3 separate regions of the Homo sapiens genome follow, and all the other regions are linked to region 3. Evidence: chromatin contacts called from ENCODE Hi-C or POLR2A ChIA-PET data. All regions are on one chromosome and are shown on one strand. The core of a region is the stretch at or near the end of the contact, and the rest is flanking DNA. Distances in the headings are between cores, read along the strand shown.

Region 1 (4,067 bases), core at 1,303-3,802, 55 kb after region 3:
GTATTCGTGTTTGAATTCCTAGAGTGTGCCAGGCAGTTTTAAGTGGCTTTGGCGCATAATCTTAGCTAATCTTATTACCTTGTGAGAAAGGTTATTACTAGCCCTGCTTTACAAGTAAAAAAATTGCACCCAAGGTCTCCTAGTTAAGCAGTAGAACTGAGTTTCAATCTCAGGTCAAAGTTCAAAGTCTCTTTCTCTATATTTACTGCATCTGATGAAAACTGAGAGTAATTTTCCTCTGATAAAGGGCAAAACTTAGAGGCTAGCAGGAATAATAAAATATATCAAAGGGGATGAGTAAAAATATGTGAATAAAGATGGTATACGGTAGAACTGATTAAGTTGTTAAAAGATAAAGGGAAGACAATGATGGAAGAGGTTTTAGATGAGCGCTCTCCTCACAAGAATTTCAGAGTTGGGGAAATACGAAAAGGGATGTAAGAAATGCAGCACAGAACCAACCTGTGGACCTCTGAAGGTCAAGTAAGTTAAAGGGAAACAGGCAGAACATAGAGCCATTACAGTCACACTCTTGAGATTATTTTAGCTCTAGTTTACCAGTTGTGTGTGTGTGTATGACTTGCAATGTCTTATCCACAAGAAAAATAACTACAAGAGGACATATATTTATCTATATTCTTCTAACCTAAAAGAAACACTTCAAATTAACAGCTGTAACTTAAATTCTGGGTAAAAGGTTACAAAATTAGAAGCCAGCCCTCTGTCTGTTGCTAAATACCAATGTTCTTTCTTACATAGTTAACCTGATGAAGCAGCTGAAGTCAAATGTCATTTCTGTAAGTTTAAACAACTTCATTATTAGGAGTGTTTAAGCATATCACCTTATTTGTACCAACAATTTCCCTTGAATTTTATTTTTAAATTAAAGGTAGGATAATAGTTTAAGAAAAACCCATTATTCTGATTACGCAGTTTCAAACCTAAAATGGACAAAATCTCAAGTGTGAGAGATTTATTTATTCTGAGTATGTAACTGGGAGGTACTGAAAGGACAGAGATTTTGAAGACAGAGAAACAGTTTCAAATCCTAGACTCCTTTTTCAAATCCTAACCTCCTTACTTACTAGCTGGGGGACCTTAAGCAAGCCTTATTTTTTGAGTCAATAAATGTGAAGCCTACTTTAAAGGTCATCATGGAATTAAATGAGAAATTACACATATAAATCCCAATCCAGCACCTGCACAGAGAGAGCCTTTAACACAGGTAGAGAGAAAGTAACTCTATAATGTTCTTCATTTTACACCTGGATTTAGACCACTATAATGACATACAATCATTAAAATGATGAAAGTGACAAATGGGCAACTAGCAAGTATAACCAAGCAAAGCAATGTGTTATAATGAAAATAGCACCAGACAGAGCCAGGAGACGTGGGCTTTAGCTGTTATTTCACGTGTTACTCAGCAATGACCTCGAGAGGACTACAGTAGCTCCTGTGCTTGCTTTCTCCTGCTGTTCTCTTTGCCATAGGAAGGGGATGGGATGGCATCATCTCAGGGCTTCCTTCCAGCTACAGAATCCTGAGAGCTCAAGATACTACTCCGTGCTGGGTGCTTGAGAAAGACATGAGTGAGAAATGTTGTAAAAACTGTAACTGAAATTAGTTCTAAAGAAAAGGAAAAGGAAGAAGGCAACTGATACTCTGCACACATTTGAGGGGTTATCCCAAGATCTTCAGTGTCTAGAATTCCATGACCAGCAGAAACTGACTTTCTAGAGGGGTTAAAGGTAAAGAAGAAAATGAGCAGCAGGGACAATGAACAGCAAGGATGATGATTAAATCCTGAAACAGGGAGCCAAGCTGATTACCCCGAGAAAGTCAAGGTGGTTCCACCTCTGAATGCGGAGACAGATTTACCTACAGATGGCAAACCAGGGAACTTTCAAACACGAGAAAATGGGAGGAAAAAAAATGACACTTCAGTGGCAGTCTTTATTTTCTTATTAAAAGATCCCACATAGACAATAGCAAATATAAGTTTTAAAGAATGTTTCCTTTTTAAATTATTTAGAACTGTGCTGTTACTCAGTTTCTGTGCTCCTCACATTCTTAAACTAGGCAAACTGAGCTTACCTTTAAGCAGCATTTTTATGACTCTCATGATGTTCCATCTAAAAACAGTTGAACTGATCTCTTTAAAATGGTAAACTAATGTCCAAAAGTCCAAAATAACCCAACCCCAGCACCTCTAAAGTCTAAGATAAAAAACAACTGCTTGAACAAATTACTGCTTTCACCAAAAGTATGAGGAACTAAACATGTACCTTCCCCCATTTCTGTATTCTTTCTTTCTTACTTGGAAAGGAACAAACTTCAGCTGCCATTCCTACTCCAAGTAAAACAATAAGGAAGAGAGAAGGCCTACGATATACAACTAAATAAAAGACAAAAATAAACCGGATTTATCTGGCAGAGCGGGTCTGTTTGCTATGGTCTAAAGCTAGACTCCCATGCCAGCCACCAGCCCTGTGAATTGATGGCTTCCATCCGTGACCTTCCTTTCACAGGTCGTGCTAAGCCCTCACACTTTCCTCACCTTGGCCATCTGCCTGGCTTGCCTGGCTTCTGTGATGACAGCTAGCGCTCCTCCACATGGCCCCTTCTGCCCTAGAGGCAGCTGAACCCACTGTCAAACTGACTGTTCCCCTTGGGAGGCTGTGATCCACAGGAACTAACTGCTGCTGAGGACAGGGGTTAGCGACAATGACAGCCTTCCTTTCTTTCCAGACCTTGCAACAAAGGCGAGTCAAGAACAAGTGCATGTCAAATCCTCATCCTGATAATTACACTTAAATACGGAAGCAAGAAACTTGGGCTGATTTATAAGTTTATAATGGAACTTATCTTTTACTTCTATCTTTAGGAATTACCCAACTGCTGAATCTCAGTTTTCTTATCTATAAAATGAAATCTATAATAACATTACCTTCCGAGATTGCTTTCAAGATATAGGACTGCTAAGAAACATTTAAGGGAATTGTCACTGAAATAAGTAGTTAGCCCCTCAAGGTGACAAATTTGAAGGCACCGTGTCTCCTAAGCAAGAGCCCCAGGAATTGGAGGAAGATGGGAAGGGATGAGAACAGAAGTAGCACAGCTTTCATTCCTATCCCCCACACATCCTCCCATGAGTAACAGTGGCTCATTTCAGTAAGGACTCTGGTGGTAAGGTGCAGGTGGAGGGGGCGTGGTATATACTGATCCTCAATCTCACCCTCACTCCGTTGCTCTAATTGCGAACAGGTGTCACTGCCTTTATTGAGTCAATACTATTATTTGCAAGACCTGGAGCTTAAACAGCATAATTGCAGAGGATCCTCAAGACAAACACCAAGACCGAGGCTCTGAAGGCTTGCTGGGCACTGAAAGCCTGGTCAATAGAATTCTAAGGCCCACTTTCTTCACCTATCATTACAATTTCAGTTATTTAACATGAAGAATTATAGAGAAAAGAAAGAAGAGTTCTTTTTCAAAAGAACATGCATGGAAGGAAAAACCAGAATTAGGTGACAATAAAAGCCTTGGTTCTATTGCCAGGCTGACATCAGATAAGCACAGAATTGACTCAGATCAAGAACCCGAAGCAGGCACACTTTGTATAAGGAGAAACTTCCTGTGATTGCTTAAGTCAATTTACTTCCGATAAGGTGATGCTCCAGGGGGTTTGTTCAGTCCTATTAAACCTCTCCAACTCAAGAGAACATAGCAGATTGACAACCCTGCAGGTTGGACCTTATCCTGGGTCATTTCTAGACCAAAGATATTGAGAAAACACCTGAAATGCTTTGGTTGGAAAGTAACAGAGTGACCAAATGAGCTTTTTTTTTTTTTCTTTAAAAAGCACTTTTTTAAAAGTGGGGTTATTTCTGGTAAGAATACGAGAGGTCATTGATTGACATAGCTAAGTAAGGGCAATGTTGGGTACTGAGCCTTAGCATCCATCATTCCCAATCACCCCCTCTAAGTCTCAATCAGCCACCAACTTCCATTCTGACACACTCTCTTACAAAAACAGTCACACAAACAAATGACCTTTATTTACA
Region 2 (3,944 bases), core at 688-3,187, 33 kb before region 3:
AATTATTTCTTAAAATAGAGATTTAAAAATCTCTGTATTCAAACTAGATTTTAATTTGCCTAGTTTAAACTTGTTTTGAAACTTCTATAAAAAGCCGCAAGGGAATGCTCTAAAAATTATCAAAAGGATACATTTGCCATAGAGCAATGCTAGGAGGATTAAACATAAAATTCACAATGATTTGAGTTTATGAATTGGAATTCAGCAAGTCATTACGCCACTCAATGAGAACAAAGGACAGAGGACCAGGGTTTTGCCTATGATTAACAATACTTAGTGTTTTGGCTGGCACCCATCTCAAGTTCTATTATTTTGAGTGAATCAAAACTTGGTGATTAAAAGAAAACTGTAGCTCACATTATTATTATAAGAGAAATGAAAAGTAGGCAATATTCAACATCAGCCTAGAAAGTCAAACAAAGCCCACTTTAAAATTAAGTCAAGGCTGGGCGTGGTGGCTCACACCTGTAATCCCAGCACTTTGGGAGGCTGAAGTGGGCAGATCACTTGAGGCCAGGAGTTCGAGACCAGCCTGGCCAACATGGTGAAACGCCATCTCTACTAAAAATACGAAAATTAGCTGGGCGTGGTGGTGCGTGCTTGTAATTCCAGCTACTGAGGAGGCTGAGGCAGGAGAATCGTTTGAACCTGGGAGGCAGACGTTTCAGTGAGCAAGATCGTGCCACTGCACTCCAGCCTGAGTGACTGAGTGAATGAGACTCCATCTCTAAATAAATAAATAAATCAAGAAAATTCCCCCTTTCTTTCCTTGTAAAGATGTAATTTGCCAACTCAAGTTGAGAGGATATTAAAAAATCAAATATGTTTATAATATAAATAATTATGTACTGATATTTTGTTTCTTAGGTTAATTAGGTCATCAATGTGCAACTACTATAATAAATCCATATAAACACATCCATATTTGTTGGGCATTTACAAAGAATTCTGAGGACTAATATATTTCACAGAATTTATCTTATTTAGTCCAATTTTCTGAACATGTAGTTAAAACTATCCAGAATCATTCAGTTATCCAAGACTTACCTGTAAAATTATAGTCAGACTATATGATTTTCAAGGATCATTTCAGAAATAAAATTCTGCACAGTATTGAATTACATGGGATAACTAGATCAAATGCAGCAGATATAAAATAGAACAGGTTTTATTTTAAACCTTTGTTCTACAAAAATCCATAAAATTGGGCTTCAACACATTTTAAATGTTAGAAGGACTGAACTCTTCATGGCCCTCTGAACTTCTGTATAAATGAGATGTCCATTAAATTTACCAGGACAAGGTATACACAAAGTTCAACTACTCCCTTCAATCATAGCCATCTCTCTAAATAAGTTTCAAAAACCGTCTGGATTTTCTAATATTTATGGCTTACAGGCTCAAATCATTTATTAAATAATTAGATACAATGATGTATATCATAGTGGTTTCCAATCAGCTAGCCAAGAATCAAGAAATAATACAAGGTATCAGAATTCATCTGATAAGTTCCATCTCCTACACAGAGGTATTACTTCCCCCAAAATAGGTAGATGTCATTGTTATTTGTGAAAAGGAAATTTAAAAAATCAATGAAACATCATAAATTATAAATATAGATATAAAATAAATACTTGCTAAATGAGAGAATACTATTAATAAAATTCCAATTTGTTAAACTAGCAAATCTGACTGGTTTCACCAACTGATAAACTTTTGGTCATTCTGTATTTAATCGACAAATACAAAATGTATCGTGTGGGCTTGTAAACTGTCAAGCTGTTAAAAATGGATCCCTGATTCTGAAAAGGTAGCACATGAAGGGCAAGTACTGAAAACAAGGCATGCTTTTTAAATCCAATCCTGAAACTTCAGTGAGCTCTAAAAGGACATTTGCTCGAGTCCAGGGAATGTGGAACACAGCATGAGAAATGTGAACATTCTTGGTAAACTGACATCATCATGACAACTCTGGCAGGGCTCCAAGTGTCTGAAGCAGAACGAAGTCTTGTTTATGAAGTGGGAGAAAGAAACTTGGGCTTTCTGATTTACACCTTGGCAGGAAGCAGAAATGGTTAAAAGAAAAGGAACACTTTTTATATACAGTAACTGGCAATTTTCAGTGAAGAAATGGGAAGAAGAGAAAAGAAAGCTATTTGAAAAGTTGAAAACTGCCCCCCTTTTTTTCCAGAATGAGTCATTCAGAGGCTCTCTCCTCTCTAAATATATATACACATGGAGACATGTTTTTAAAAGTCTATTTATGAAAGTAATATAACCACTTTATAGTTTGGAAAATAAGAAATAAATCACCTCTAACAGTTCAACCTTAATACAACTACTATTACAATGCACTGATTAGATTTTTTGTTGGTTTCTTAAAATTATTTAATGTATCCAACTGAAGGATTTTTGGCTAATATTAGTATACTCTTGCCTCAATTTCTTTAAAAATAGAGTCAGGGTCTCTCAACACATTAAATAGAGATCCAAAGGCATTTAAGTTAGGTAGAAGGAAGGATAAACATTTCTACTCAAACTTATGATATTTCTGACTATATATGTGATCTGATATTGCTTCAGACTAAAAACAAGACCCCTTCTCTCTAGGATATTTGAAAACAGCATTTCAATGCAATTTTAAAAACAGCTGTACATGCCAAGTAAACTCTTGAAGGTTACGAATCACTTTAAAATTCTTAAAGTGTGTCCATTATTTAGCAAACAATAAATTGTTTTCATTTCTACTGTAGAAACAAACAACCAAGTGATGGCCTTCTGGTTTCAAAGTATACATGAAACCCAACTGGTCAAGCTTTTACATTTCTGGTCCACCATTAAGTTTTATGGCATATCAGGAATGTAAAGCATGATGTTTAAACAAAATTTCAATTTATTAGACAAATTCCTACTTTTGATAAATACAGTATGTTTTTAAATGGTATGCCCATTTTTAATTAGGAAGAGTACAAATACTGGCAAAATGTTATGTAGAAAAAGTTGACTTGAATTTTTCTAGGAACTTACTATTTCTTAGTCCTTTGGTTGAACTTCTGGTCCTTCTGATTCCTCAATTTCTAATTTTGTATGGTGTACTGGTGTATTTCCTAACATCAACTCTAAAAAGTCTAAAGTAGCCAATGATGCTATTTTGATGGAATTAGGAAGTAATTTTCATTCAATTGCGTTAAAACTAGAAATGAACACCCAGGCACCAGATGAAACACATCTGAGTGCCTTAGTCACATATCCTTTTAAATCATAATTATATGTTCACTTTCTTGGCTCTCCAATGGTTTTAAAAGGTTATCTTTAGATTTATTACTCATTAATCTGACTCAAATTTATCAGCAGAGAAGGCCTATGTAAAACTATTGATGCAAGCAGGAGAAAAATAATTACAGTTCTTGGCCCTAACTTAATTCAGATATAAACAATATATTAATAAAGGTTCAGACATTTTCCATGAAAAGCTTTAAAGTGCACATTCAAGGGCCTGTGTGAACTGAATGGGTTTCACACAGTTCAGCTAAGTTCCTGAGGACACACTTCATGTAGTTAAGTTTAACCAAGAGAAGTATGTGGATAATTACTTCTAGGATGATGCTACACACACAGTGTCCTGATAACCTGGTTAATAAATATTCTAAAAAATATACAGAAAAATGGAAAAGTAAATATCTCTCAAGCAATACCCTCTCTCTTTTTTTTTTTTTTACTTACACAGACAGAACACATCACTAAAACAATTATGTGAAAAGCCATCTTTTACACAGCATGACTTGATACCAAGGTTTAGGCCTGACCGGCTACCCTACTTTCAAATTCTCAGCATATTCTTTGAAAAGAATTATTAGTTTCCATGCCATAGAGAAATGCCTGTGTAAAGTAATTTTTTCTTCAGCATAGGTACACAACTGTTGATAGATATAAGGAATTACATG
Region 3 (4,131 bases), core at 368-2,867:
CCAATTTAACTCACCTGCAGGGGAGGGAGGACACTTGCCTTCACTTAATCTTTCTAAAAAGCAGATTCTGGGAGGAACTCCCCAGGGCACAGAGATTATAGTTCCCATTATTCAGTCTGGAATTTGCTCCAAACTAGGTTTCTAACTTCATCTCCTAAATACTCCTTCCCCTCTATCCCAGAGCCATTTGTTACCTTCAGGAATGGTGCCTGGTACTTTATCTAGAACGCCCTTAACCTCGTTCACCTGAAGGCCTCCCACTCCTAGACAGCTGTCAGAACTACCTACTCAACAATTCCATGGCATTTTGCTTGCACCTGTTAGAGCACTCACAATCACCATTCCTGGTCAATGTCTCAGAGCTGTACCTGCCTGACTGGAGGGAATTAAGAGACCTGACTTGTTCTCCAGGTAGTTCTCAGGCATCTTTGATGTTTCTCCTTTAAAGAAGAATCCATTTCAGTTGGGTTAAAATTATTTATTGAGTCCTTAAACTATTCAAGGCTGTGTTAGATGCTGTATGAGATAGGACTGTCCTCAAGGAGCCTTTAGTGGTGGGAAGAGTGACAGCAAGACAAACAGTCATGGGTGCAAATTGTTACAGGGATTCTGAAGGGGAAGGATCTACCTGGTGAGAAAGATTAGGAAAAGCTTCTTGAAGAAGGTGGTAAAAATGAGGCCGGATTTCACTATTCTTCTTCTTGAGGAAGGTGGTGGTGGTTGGGGCAGGATTTCTCTATTGGGTGGTGGCTATGAGGTGTGAGCCCTCCAAGCAGTAGACACAGGCGGGAACAAGGCAGGGCAAAGCCTACCTGAGCAACAACCAACAACCTGGTGTGGCGAGTGCCTGCTGGGTTGTCTGCTGGAGGATGATGCTTGTAGTCAAAGGAACACCAGACCTCAAAAAGGCCCAGCGTTAGACCAGAGTTTATACTCACGTGGGAAACATCTCTGAAAACTCCTGGCTAGCTGGTAAAATAACAGAGCTGTACTTGAAAAAAATAATAATCTGACAGTAACATAGATGACTGATTGGAGGAGGAAAGGGAGGCACCTTGCTCTTTAGAGCAAGGGAGACACAGTCACTGTAGGCTGGAAAGGAGGAGCAGTTTTGATAGGAATTGTGTGGAAAGAGGATCAACAAGACTCGCTGCATAATTACTCTGTGGGTCAGGAGGAAAGGACCCTAGGTGGACAGAGAACTGGGACTCCCACACGAGGGGACCAGTTTTATTAAAGGAAAAGAGTTGGGACTATAAAATGTTATGAAGGTCTATAAGAAAAAATGTAATTGCCACTGAGAAACGTATGGAATGTAGAAGGCATGAATGGAAAAACGGAATCTTTCTCATGTCTATGTGTCTACTGCATTTGGTTTACCTACAATGATTTTTAACATCTAAAAAATAAAAGCTCTGTGTTTATTTTGCTTGTCTCACACTCACGCATTGGCTTGACTCACTATTAGGGACAAACCCTACGGTGTTCTGTAAACCAGTTCTAACATGTTGGAGGCCCTGTGTAATGTATACCTCACCAAAAATCAACACAGACACGTCTGAATCATCTACCCTCTTGCTCCAGATATCAGAAAAGTTCACATGGTACACATAGTTTTGTTGTTTTCCTGTTGCAGTACACTCAACAACTACAGAAATGGGTCAGGGTTAACAGAAAGCCAGCACAAGACTTCCCTGGATAGTGACTCACAAAGGCAAGTGATTCCAAGCCTAAGAAATGGAGCAGAGTGACTTCAATTCAGGAAGTTTTGCTAGCACTGCAATCAGTTTTGGAACCCATGAAGTCTGTTTTCCACAAATAGAAAAAGCTCAAAGAAATTCCTAAAAAAGAACCTTTTAAAAGGTCACACTACTTCTTAGAGGTACAAATCCAATATGGAAATCAAATTATGAAGTGAGACAAGCACTTTCCCACCCATGCTATAAACACTCCATTAACAGTGTGGTCACAGGCAGCTTGTTTAAACTTTCCACCTGATGTTAATCATATTATCTCATAGGTTAAATTATATTTGAACTGGCGTTAGCCCTTTCAAGTAACCAACTTTCCACTGAGTACCTAAATGTAAGTATAAAGAAATGGAAAACAGTAGCCTAGGAGTTTTGAACCCCATCCCTGTTTTGTGCTACAATTTTTGTGGGTTTTTTTTTAATACTATACTTTCTGTTTGTAGATTCAGTAAATAATTTGCAAGGATTCTGAGTAAACAGGCTGAAATGTGAAAATAGCAATCAAAGGACTCTAAAATTTTTAGAGCTTTACTAGCATTTATAGAGCAATCTAGAAAAGCCACATAGTATGACACCAAATAATTCTGCAATGTATTTGCTCATATTCTCCCTTTCCATATCTCTCATAAAGCTCTTATTTTAAGAAAATAATTTTTTTAAAAGTTCCTTTATTTCCAAGTTTTACATACACCTATCCAAACTTTACCCCCCTTTAATAATTAAATCACTACCATCAACTGGGTCAGTCGCTAGAAACCAGCCACAGCTGGGAGCAATCAGGTTTCCATAAGAAGCCATGAGCTGGAAGCTTCTACCACATGGTGAAAACAACATCATTTCTTCCTGAATTCACCCTTCACTGTGTTGTTGCCACAAACATTTAACACTGGAACAAAACGACCCAGTGAAAGATGAACTTTCACCCCTAGAAAAATTAATTAAGACTGTAAATAGGATTCAAGGATGGAGGCAGAGTGGTTTTGATAAAAATGCCATATAAGAGTTCAACTATACAATTTATTTTGCCACTGGTGGTTGTGCTGAGTCAATTTTTTCCTTTTTATTACAATAATTCCCAAACACATGGAAAATTCGGGTAATGAACACCCATATACCTTTTACCTAGATTTAACAACTTAGTTTGCCAGAGTCATCTATTTTTTATGTCCACTTTTGCTCGAGCATTTTATAATCACATTTCACCCTTAAATAATTCAGTATGTCTCCCTAAAAAGTGAGGATATTTTCCCTCATACTATAATACATTGATTACAAATAACAAACTCACAATAATTCCCTAATCATCTCATCATGAAATCCATTCATATTCAAATTTCCTTGAGTTATTATTAAGCAATGTGAAGTAGGACTAGAAAGCTATACTGAAGATTGGTGACAATCTTCAATCCATTCTTGTAGCAAAGACACTTAGATAATCTCTTCATCTTTGTTTTGAGTTAAAATATGAGTGTGAATACCAATGTGTGAAAGATACATTTACCCTCTATCTGACCACAAAAACTATGTTACAGCAGCTATGAAATTTAAGTAATGGAGAGAGGAAGAGAATAACATTTTTGACTCTTGAGGAAAAAAATGGTAGAGACAATTTCCTAGACAGCAGACTAATATACTACTTAATTACTTTCTCTCTTTTTCCTTTTCTGAATCATTTCCCTTAGTCTAGAAAGATTTCTCAGATTCCATTATACTTAAAAATATGAAATACTGGAGAGCTGATTTCACTCCTATGTCCTCTTTCTTGGCTTCCCTTTTTTTTTTTAAATAAAATTTTTATATTTACTTTGCTCCCCCCAAATCAAATGTCACTGGTTTCCCTTTAGTACAAAATATCTTGGCAAAAATAGTTGATCCTTCCTTGCTGTCTACCTTTCACTCATTTTTAACTCTCTTTTGTAATCTAATTTTCCTCAGTTTCCTTACTTGAAACTGCCCTGTTGAACATCACCCATTTCCTTCTTCAACACTTAAAAGACTCTTTCCCCAGGCCTCCTGCCTCTGATCTGATCACCCCCCTAGGCCCAGCAGCTGTCCCCTCTGAGGCTCCAGGGGCTCCCCTGGAATCTCTTCCCAGAAATTTACTGAGCAAGGGGAATGTCACCTGTATGCAGATGACTTGTAAATCTGAAAAAGTCAAGTCTTATATATCTACTTAATTTTTTCCTAGAGTCAGAATACAAGTAGGGAGCTACTGTGAAAGGAAGAAAAGTGAAAGCTTTACCCAGCTTATTGGCTAATTCTAACAGATCTCTCCTCTCTAGGATGACTTCCAAGTAAAAGTGCCTCCTAGCACTTTCCAGGGAATAGTGGAGACGGGGGCAGGCTCTGAAGCCACATATCCTGGGTTCAAATCACACTT

The links. A loop is a pair of places that touch in the nucleus more often than their neighbours do. ChIA-PET counts read pairs that join two places held with the same protein, here RNA polymerase II (POLR2A). Pooled maps may share reads with other maps.
Region 1: a map of pancreas shows a loop between it and region 3 (2.4-fold over the local background). The contact joins two enhancer-like sites. A Hi-C loop is called at or near these places in 13 of 168 maps with a recorded cell type or tissue (Calu3, HepG2, IMR-90 and 9 more) and 3 of 50 pooled maps. POLR2A ChIA-PET finds 5 or more read pairs at or near these places in 4 of 52 experiments (GM12878, HepG2, MCF 10A and 1 more).
Region 2: a map of ascending aorta shows a loop between it and region 3 (5-fold over the local background). The contact joins two enhancer-like sites. A Hi-C loop is called at or near these places in 8 of 168 maps with a recorded cell type or tissue (HepG2, MCF 10A, ascending aorta and 5 more) and 7 of 50 pooled maps. POLR2A ChIA-PET finds 5 or more read pairs at or near these places in 3 of 52 experiments (HEK293T, HepG2 and MCF 10A).

What each region holds. Positions count from the first base shown.
Region 1 is chr18:32,435,804-32,439,870 of GRCh38, forward strand. All of the region lies in intron 1 of GAREM1 (GRB2 associated regulator of MAPK1 subtype 1), which reads right to left. Among named protein-coding and RNA genes, the nearest start is that of GAREM1, 33 kb to the right of the region's middle. Within about 2 kb of position 2,553, at least 5 of the 41 ENCODE cell types and tissues checked have a DNase peak (open chromatin) inside an H3K27ac peak, as active enhancers do.
Region 2 is chr18:32,347,999-32,351,942 of GRCh38, forward strand. The region is part of intron 2 of GAREM1 (GRB2 associated regulator of MAPK1 subtype 1); the gene reads right to left. Among named protein-coding and RNA genes, the nearest start is that of GAREM1, 120 kb to the right of the region's middle. Within about 2 kb of position 1,938, at least 25 of the 41 ENCODE cell types and tissues checked have a DNase peak (open chromatin) inside an H3K27ac peak, as active enhancers do; they include ascending aorta and endothelial cell of umbilical vein, where a contact is called at or near this core.
Region 3 is chr18:32,381,659-32,385,789 of GRCh38, forward strand. The region is part of intron 2 of GAREM1 (GRB2 associated regulator of MAPK1 subtype 1); the gene reads right to left. Among named protein-coding and RNA genes, the nearest start is that of GAREM1, 87 kb to the right of the region's middle. Within about 2 kb of position 1,618, at least 7 of the 41 ENCODE cell types and tissues checked have a DNase peak (open chromatin) inside an H3K27ac peak, as active enhancers do; they include ascending aorta and endothelial cell of umbilical vein, where a contact is called at or near this core.